3 separate regions of the Homo sapiens genome follow, and regions 2 and 3 are each linked to region 1. A link is a contact called in ENCODE Hi-C or POLR2A ChIA-PET data. All regions are on one chromosome and are shown on one strand. Each heading gives the region's core, a stretch centred on a gene start or an enhancer-like site at or near the end of the contact. The rest is flanking DNA. Distances are from core to core; before and after follow the strand shown. Region 1 holds the start of BCAP31 (B cell receptor associated protein 31). Region 2 holds the start of CETN2 (centrin 2). Region 3 holds the start of EMD (emerin).

Region 1 (2,729 bases), core at 1-2,500:
GGACGATGCAGCGGGCCAGCCTTCCGTCCAGGCGGGCCACATACACCGACAGGAAGGTGCGGCTCACCAAGGCGGCCGAGTGCAGGGCCAGCAGCCCCGTCTCCCGGCACAGGACCCGGGGGAACAGCAGCCGCAGGAGCCACAGGAGCCGCTGCAGGAATACCCGGTTCATGCCAGCTTTGGCCGCCGCGACCCCGGAGGCCTCCTGCGTGGGCTCCCCGGCGGGCGCCTGAAGACCCCTGGCCGGGGCCAGGCACTGGCGCACCAAGGGGTAGACTTTGTGGGCTCCATAGGCCGCGAGGGCCAGGAGCACGGCCGTGCGCTTCAGCGTGTTCCCCCGCCAGGGCCGGGGCCTGGAGAGCACCGGCATGTCACCTGGGCTGGCTGCCGCGTAGGGACTGGGGCTGGTGCCTGGGGCAGCAGTTGAGGCAGGTGGCTGGAAGGATTGTTGCTCTGACCCTGGGCCTGTTGTCTAGGCAACTGGAAACCTTGCGATGGCCCCTGAGACTGTCGCTTTAGGCCCCCGGGGTGGTGCTGGGGCCCCTGGTGCGGTGGGCTCAGGGCCCTCCAGGGTCGCGGCCTCTTCGGGCAGCCCAAGTGGAGGAACTTGGCTCTCCTGTCCTGTCAGTGCCCTGGCCCCTGAGGTCAGGGCCTTGAGAGGTCTCGGGCAGAGGGGGCGTCTCTTCCTCTCCACCTTCTCCTCCTCCTCCTCCCCCGGTGGCGCCCCTCCCCGGGGCACCAGGCGCGTCCGTCCGCTCCGCAGCCTGGCTGAAGCGACAGTGACTCCTCCACCGGCCCAGAATCCCCACCCACTCTTCCCCAGGGGCGAGTCGGGGGAAGGGGAGGAGGCGGAGGAGGGGCGAGGGGCGGAGTCCGGGCGCGGGAGCCCCACCCTGTTCTCGCCCCTCGGCGGGGCCCGCCCACACCCCCACCTCCCGTTCTCGCCCCTCGGCGGGGCCCCTCCCGCACCACAGAGACGTGGGACGGCCGCGCGGACTAGAGAAGCGGCCCTCGCCGGCCCGACAAAGCCCCGCCCCGCCCCGCCCGCGTGCTCGCTCCACCCCGCCCTGCTCGCCCGGAGCCCGAGGCGCCTCTTCCTCTCCCGCTCGGAGCGCCGGCCCTCCGCTCCGGGGCGGGGTGGGAAGCGGAGGTGGGCGGAGCCTCCGGGGCCTCGCGAGGGCTGGTGGGCGGTGCCCGGCGGGCGCTTCCGGTTTCCGGCCGCGGTATGAGGGGCGGGGCCGGGGCTGCTGTGGGAGAGTTCTGTTGCTGCGGCGGGGCCTGCACGTTGACTGTGGGAAACTCGGTGAGCGGGCTCCGCGCGCCGGGCTGGGCTCCGGGACCGCGGAGGCTCCCCGGCCCATCGACGAGGGAGAGAGGCGAGCGGCGCGGGGAGGCCCGGGGGCCGGGGAATCTCGGGGCCCGCAGCCTACCTGCGTGTGAGAGGCAGGGGCGAGGGGAAACCGGGCGGCGCCTCTAGAAGCTGGTCTCGGGGGCGGGGCGGGGGGCGGTGAAGCCCCACCTGGAGGAGCGGCCGGGATGGGCCTCCGGGACGGTGTGCCAGGCCGGGGCCAAGTCGGAGGCCCCTCGCTCTGGGTGGGCGCTGGGGCCCGCGAGGGCTACTGTAAGGACCCCTGGCTTCTGAGGATACTGCGTCTAGAACTTTCTCCGTATGGGGCCTTGAGGTGCTTGGTCGAGACCTGCCTTTGCGCTTGGTCCCGAATCCTGCCCTCTAGGAGTCGCTCTTGCGGGCCTCCAGCCCACCGGAGGCGAAGCGGCCCCGGGCGGAAGGCCGCTGGATCCTCGAGGGAGGTGCCGGTTTCTCTCCGCGGGCGCCGTGGGGACGGTGGGAGGCGGGGGCGTCGGCAGCGCTTGGACTAGGTGCGGCCTTGGGCCTGCCTGGTAGCGGGGATTTGGGCCCGCAGAGCGCCCGCCTCTGCGGCTGAGTTCTGCCTGGCGGGGAAGGGAGCGCCCGATGGGTGCCGAGGCGTCCTCCTCTTGGTGCCCTGGCACTGCTCTTCCCGAAGAACGCCTTTCAGTTAAACGGGCGTCGGAAATCTCGGGCTTCCTGGGGCAGGGATCGTCGGGAGAGGCCGCTCTGGACGTGTTGACACACGTGCTGGAGGGGGCAGGTAATTGACCAGCGAACGGAAGTTTGTGGGGCCTGTGAACGCTGCTGGCCAAGAGGCCCTGCCGAGTGGAGCCCTGCTTCCGCCAGCGCATCAGAGACTTTGAAGCAAAGTGCAGGGGGTCAGGGTGGAGAGTGGCGGCCCCAGCCTCGCAGGGTAACTGAACTGGATGTTCTTGGCTGCCCAGCGCTTACAAGTCCCGTACCTTTTGTGCCCTGCCAGGAAACAAGCTCACATCTTCCTGTGGGAAACCTTCTAGCAACAGGATGAGTCTGCAGTGGACTGCAGTTGCCACCTTCCTCTATGCGGAGGTCTTTGTTGTGTTGCTTCTCTGCATTCCCTTCATTTCTCCTAAAAGGTATGGCCTATGGAGCAAGCAGGCGAGTTAGGCAGGAGGGTGCCTGTGCCCTAGCCCTGGGACTGGTGTGTGCAGCTGGTGGACCCTGGAATTGGGACCCGATGGAACAGGTAGAACCTGTCTGGGGTGGGGGTGGCAGGGGTTGTGTTTGTTATTGCCAACCCTTCCCAGGGTTCTGCTTCGTCATGACTTGCTCAGTTCCTTTTCCTGTGTCCCCTGCCTTCTGGTCTTCAGAATGCCCCCGA
Region 2 (2,729 bases), core at 153-2,652, 890 kb after region 1:
GAGAGGCAGGAGTGTGGCTGGCACATGAGGTTCAACCACAAAGCCAGTGTTCTGGGGCTGGAGTGAGCCAGACGAGAGAAGAGTTGTGGAGCGATGGAAGGGGACACGTCGTGCCAAGCTTTGGAGATCACAGTGAGAACTCTGGCTCGTACTACTTGGGGGGATGATGATGACCCAAAAGTCAGGAATCTGTTCACTGCTGAAGAGAGAAGAGGGCAAAGGGCAGCAGCTCCATTTAAAAGGTTCTAATAAGCCTCGGGCCTTTCTCTGTCTGAGAAACTTACTCTCTGCCCTCTGTCTCCCTAGATTACTGCCCCTATGCCTGGAGGAAAAACAGGTGAAGGCTAAAAGCCACGGGGATAGCTAAAGAGGGCAAACTGGACCTCCAGCTCCACTTCTGCAGGTCTATGTCAGTCCACAGCCCTTGCACACGCTCCCTTTTAATTCTCCAAGCATACCTCTCACTTCCAAAACTCCTGTGACTCTGCTGATGAGGGCGTCTCGGCCTGGAATGCTCCTCCTTATCTGCATTGTGTGGGTGTCAAAAAGAGTATATTTTGATGACCTCTCCCCGCCCCTCATGCTCGCTCACATCCCCCTCACTCCTTTCAAAGTCCGTTCCCAAAGGCCCCAGTTCACCGTCCTGGGCTGCTTTTAGCCAGGTAAGATCTAAAGTGATCCTCTCTTGGAACCTGGTCTGGGGCCTATACATCTGGGTCAGTCTAGGGGTGCTCTCGAAGGGCCACCCTCAAAGAGCGAGCCTCGGCTGGATTCAGTTCCTAGGTCCCAGCCGTCCGACCTCTGCGACAACACTCAGCACACCCCTTCCCCTCTCCGGGTCTCAGTTGCCCCGTGAGTACAGTCCCTGCTCCAACACGCAAGGTAATCGTTTCTGGCTGCTCTGATGCACTCGGTCCCTAAACTCAGCCTTAGGTCAACCCAGAAAGCACCCGACCCGGGCGACCCCGTAGCTCCCCACCCTCCCGCACTGCCCAGTCGCTGACACAGGGTGACCTCCAATGGCAAGGCCACGACTCTTACCCGTCCGTAGGCGCCCCCCTGTCTGGCCTCAGCTCGCAAGCAGGCTGCACCCACTGAACTCCAGGCCCGGACCGCCACCCTTTACTCCCCTCCCGCGTGAGCCGAGAATCAGCCGAGCTTCCTCCACCAAGAGGATTGGCCCAGCTCGGCGACGACTCAGCCAATTGGCGCTCACGGCGTGATCTTGCCCAATAAAGACGGGGCTCTGTCGCCAGCGTGCCCCTCCCCGCGCTGGGCCGGGGCTTTGCCAGGTTAGTCCCACCCTCTTCGGCCCTGCACCAATAGGGAGAGGCGGCGACGAGCGGACGGCCAATGGGGAGCGGGGCTGCGCGCGCGGGGCGGTGGGAACGGCGCCGAGTCAGTGTACACGTCGGTTGCCTAACAACCGGCAGCGGACTCCTTTGGCTATGGTGAGTGCTGCCGCTCTGTCGCGCCCCACGCCCAGCGGCTGAGCCCTTCCCAGGCCCCAGCTCGGCCACGCCGCCTCTCCTGCGCCTTTCTCGGCTTTAGCGCACCAGTCTTTCCTTTGAGCTCTTTCCCGGGAGAGTAGGGTACAGACGCTAACCAACCTACTGGGCCTGCGCTTCGCTGCTGCCTCCTCTTCACCCACAACAGGCCCACACCCGCCCCTCGGGCTCCCCTTGCATTCCCTGATCCCCTCGGTGAACCTCCCTGGGCAAAAAAGACTCGAATCCCTCACAGGCCCCTGACTCTCTCAGACCTTGGCCCCCTGGCCTCCTCATTCTGCCAAAATTTCCACACACAGCTGGGAAAAGGTGTATCGTGTTCTGTTACAATGTTTTTTACAATTTAAATACAGGGGCATTCAGGGGATGCTTTAGCTTCTTGGAGAAGGCACGAAGGTGCCAGATGGATTGAGTTTTATTACTCGGTACTGACACAATATACATCTTAACAACTTACTAATATTTGGCCAAATCTAGAAGTAATTGGGAAGTCGGAGTACTTACTGGGAAGGGGAGTACTGGGAGTGGGCATCGTAAGACTGTTTTCAGAACCAGGATCCCCACGTTCGGGAAGAGCTGATTATCTCTAGTTATTCACAGTCATCTTCTTGACTGGCTCTCTTTTGGGATGATTTTCAGTAAGAGGTGTCCTTACTGAACAAGTGATCTCCCTGCTTCTAGAAACAACAGTAAAGAAAAGGGAGGGGTAGAAGTTCATGGAAAGATTCATTGTTCTTGCCAGTAAACCCTGTTATCTTTCTTTTTAAGCAAAGCTTTGGAATTGGTTATATAAATGACTTTAAAAATACATATGGGTGTCTGTAACTATGTTATGTAAATATGGACTGTATGATATATTATTGTGCTTGTGTATTGCATAACATATAAAGGCCTCCAACTTTAAGAAGGCAAACATGGCATCAAGTTCTCAGCGAAAAAGAATGAGCCCTAAGCCTGAGCTTACTGAAGAGCAAAAGCAGGAGATCCGGGAAGCTTTTGATCTTTTCGATGCGGATGGAACTGGCACCATAGATGTTAAAGAACTGAAGGCAAGCTCTGTGCATTCCTGCCGTACTGCCCTTCCTTTCCTCTGCCTCTTCCTTGTCATCTCCCTATCACCTCTCTACCCCTTTTGCCCTCTTCTCCCTGCAGTAAGTAACAGGGGAGGTTGTACTGTGCTGTTTTCCTGTCTTTACTTACTTTGAGTATTATTCAATAAAA
Region 3 (2,729 bases), core at 28-2,527, 650 kb before region 1:
TCATGCCCCAGCATCCCCTTTTGCCCCCAGGACTCTCAGGAAGAGTCTGAGCCTAGATCCCAGACCAGGGTGCTCTAGTCACACAGAGTCTCCCCGGAGGCCCAAGAGCCACCATTTGTACCCAGTGCCCCCCTGGATTTATCCAAACACAGCCGCGATCCCCTAGGTTGTACCCAAGTACAGGACGCCTGCCAGCCAGCTCACCTGGTGATGGAAAGCGTCAGCATCTGGGAATGAAGTCACTGACTGGCGGACAGCCCTGGACGGGCCGGCAGACTCGGGCTCCCCATAAGTCCTGGTGGTGAAGTAGCTCTCTTCATAGTAGTCGTCATTGTAGCCTTGGGAAGGGGGGCAGCGGTAGCAGAGGGGGCATCGGTGTGCCCCGCCTGGCCTGATGGCCCTAATCTGAATCCCATTTCGGGACCTGTAACAGTTTCTCCCTCCTAAGGCTGCTGGAGTGGTTGGGACTGAGGTCTCAGGTCCTCCCTGTGAGCGGGGTCCCTGACGAAGTCGGGTGAAGGTGCCAGCGTGCCCACCCAACCCCTGCCTTACCCTTGCTCTGGTAGAGTAAAGCGTCCTCTTTCTTGGGAAGATCATACATATCTGCATCCCCTCTAGTCGAATTCAAGTCTGGATTGAAAGGAGGAGACAGAACTGTTTGCCCCCCCAGACTTCCCTCCCCTTTCTCCAGTGCCGCTCTCGACCGGCCCCCCTGCCACACCCTCGCGACCCCATCCTCCCCGCGTCCCAGGCTGTCCCCACAGGCGAGGCTCTCACCAGAGAAGCTATAAGAGGAGGCGGCGGACGAGCTGGGGGGCGAGAGCCGCCGCCTCTGGGTCTCGTACTCGAAGATCTTCTTCTCGTAAAGCCTACGAGTTGATCCTGGCCGGACACGGGGCGGTCAGGGCCGCGGGCCGGGGAAGGCGCGCGGGGAGGGCAGCGGGGAGGTCGCGAGGCGGAGCACGAGGAGGGGGCCCGGAAGGGGTCCCGCCCGCCGCCGCGTACCTACTACAGGCCCGTGCGGGATGTTGTACCGGCGCAGCAAGGTGGTCAGCTCGGTATCCGAAAGATCTGCGTAGTTGTCCATGGCGGGTGCGGGCTCAGGCGGAGGCCTGGCGGCGGCCCGGGCCTACCAAAACCGGCCGAGCAACGGCTGCCGAGGAGCACGGCGGGGGCGGCACGAGCGCATCGGGAGCGGCCGCGCTCGCGTCACAGCCGAATCGTTGTCGCGTCACAGCCGAATCGTTGTCGCGTCACGGCCGCTGGCTCCGCAGGCTGCGCGCGCTGCGCGGGGCGGGACCTAACCGCGGGAGCAGCCGGCACAGACCGGCCGTGCCCTGAGAGCTGGGAGGCTGGGGCCGCGAGCCCAAACGTCATCAACGCGAGGATTGGCTAGCGGCGGAGAGGGCGGGGCCCGCCCGGGAGTCAGGGCGGTGGGAACCGGTCTCGCGATGGGAGCGGGCGGGGCCGCAAGCCCATATGTCACAAGCACGGGGATTGGCTAGTGATGGAGGGGGCGGGGCCCGCGCGGGCGCGGAGCAAAAGGTCTCGCGGTGGGAGCGAGCGGGGCCGCGAGCCCATACGTCACAAAACGGGGATTGGCTAGCGATGGAGGGGGAGGGGCCCGCGCGGGCGCGGAGCAGAAGGTCTCGCGGTGGGAGCGAGCGGTACTGCGAGCCCGGACGCCACTAATGCATGGATTGGCTAGCGGCGTAGGGGGCGGGGCCCGCGCGGGAGTCAGGGCAATGCAAACCGGTATCGCTGTGGGAGCAGGCGGGGCTGCGGGCCCAAAAGTCACAAACGCACAGATTGGCTAGCGGCAGGGGGCGGGGCCCGCGCGGGAGTCAGGGCGATGCGGCTGGGAGCCCAGACGTCACCCTGTGGCGTGCGGCGGGGTGAGAGGGGCGGGGCCTGCGCGCGAGGGACCCGGGACGTGCGAGCGGGCGAAGTCGGCGCTTGGGGTGGCTCTGGTCCCTAAGTCGCTTGGGCTTCGCCCGATCCCTGCACATCCCTACTCCCCGCCGTCGTCCCCCTTCCCAGGGCCCCAGAGCCTAGGGTTCCCCGGCCGCATCCCGGTCGGCCGCCCCAGCAGCGGCGGGAAGGGCCCGGACCCTAAGAGAGCGCGGGCCCCGGGCCAGGCGCTGCCGAGGGCGCTTTGTGTGCGCATCGCCCGGGAAGCGGCTGCAGGGCAAGGCCCGCGCCTACGCGATCCCCGCAGACCCCCTGCCATGGGCCCGCCTTCCCAGTCTGCGGGGCTCTCGCCCGCGCACATGTGCCTGCTGCTTACCACCGCCTACCCCTCTGCTTCCCTTCCTCCTCCCTCGCTCCACCCGGGAGGAAATGGGGCACTGGGCCAGGAGGCCGCTGGCACTCCAGAAGCAAGCAGTCTTCGAAGGGGCCCGGGCATGCCGACGGGCACGCCAGTGGGCGCGGGCAGAGGGCGCCGTGCGATGCGTGCAGAGACGACGTGTGCCCGCCTAACCCTTCATGCCGTTCATTCACCCGGGGCACTGGGGGGAGCTGAAGTGGGGCGTCCTCTCCTGTCGGAATGGTCCCTGAGCGCAGCGTGGCTAGGCAGGGGGCAGACGTGGGTGGCGAGCTATGGATTCCCATTCCCAGGGCCTTGATCAGATATTGGCTGTCTCATGGAGAAGAGAAAGGAGGTGACATTCATCATTCATATTCTTTTTTTTTTTTTTTTTTTTTTGAGACAGTCTCGCTCTGTCACC

What was found. Hi-C counts contacts between places; a loop is a spot of excess contacts on that map. ChIA-PET counts read pairs that join two places held with the same protein, here RNA polymerase II (POLR2A). Pooled maps may share reads with other maps.
Region 2: a loop to region 1 is called in a pooled map, with 9 times the contacts of the local background. The contact joins the promoter of CETN2 here to the promoter of BCAP31 in region 1. A Hi-C loop is called at or near these places in 4 of 50 pooled maps.
Region 3: a loop to region 1 is called in a map of naive thymus-derived CD4-positive, alpha-beta T cell, with 11 times the contacts of the local background. The contact joins the promoter of EMD here to the promoter of BCAP31 in region 1. A Hi-C loop is called at or near these places in 2 of 168 maps with a recorded cell type or tissue (PC-9 and naive thymus-derived CD4-positive, alpha-beta T cell), 19 of 37 single-sample maps with no recorded cell type and 15 of 50 pooled maps. POLR2A ChIA-PET finds 5 or more read pairs at or near these places in 1 of 52 experiments (WTC11).

Annotation. Positions count from the first base shown.
Region 1 is chrX:153,722,908-153,725,636 of GRCh38, reverse strand. It overlaps BCAP31 (B cell receptor associated protein 31), which reads left to right and starts at 1,250. Exons shown (of 8, transcript NM_001256447.2): 1 at 1,250-1,303; 2 at 2,349-2,484. The coding sequence starts at 2,393. ABCD1 (ATP binding cassette subfamily D member 1) reads right to left here and starts at 781. Exons shown (of 10, transcript NM_000033.4): 1 at 1-781. The coding sequence starts at 370. RefSeq lists an enhancer at 1-161 and silencers at 622-1,581, 1,792-1,971.
Region 2 is chrX:152,829,430-152,832,158 of GRCh38, reverse strand. CETN2 (centrin 2) reads left to right here and starts at 1,402. Exons shown (of 5, transcript NM_004344.3): 1 at 1,402-1,451; 2 at 2,399-2,557. The coding sequence starts at 1,449. It overlaps NSDHL (NAD(P) dependent 3-beta-hydroxysteroid dehydrogenase NSDHL), which reads right to left and starts at 1,096. Exons shown (of 8, transcript NM_015922.3): 1 at 1,042-1,096. RefSeq lists a silencer at 1,163-1,502.
Region 3 is chrX:154,377,843-154,380,571 of GRCh38, reverse strand. EMD (emerin) reads right to left here and starts at 1,277. Exons shown (of 6, transcript NM_000117.3): 1 at 1,006-1,277; 2 at 778-882; 3 at 553-630; 4 at 205-338. The coding sequence starts at 1,087. RefSeq lists an enhancer at 320-899 and silencers at 1,307-1,606, 1,617-2,036, 2,057-2,186.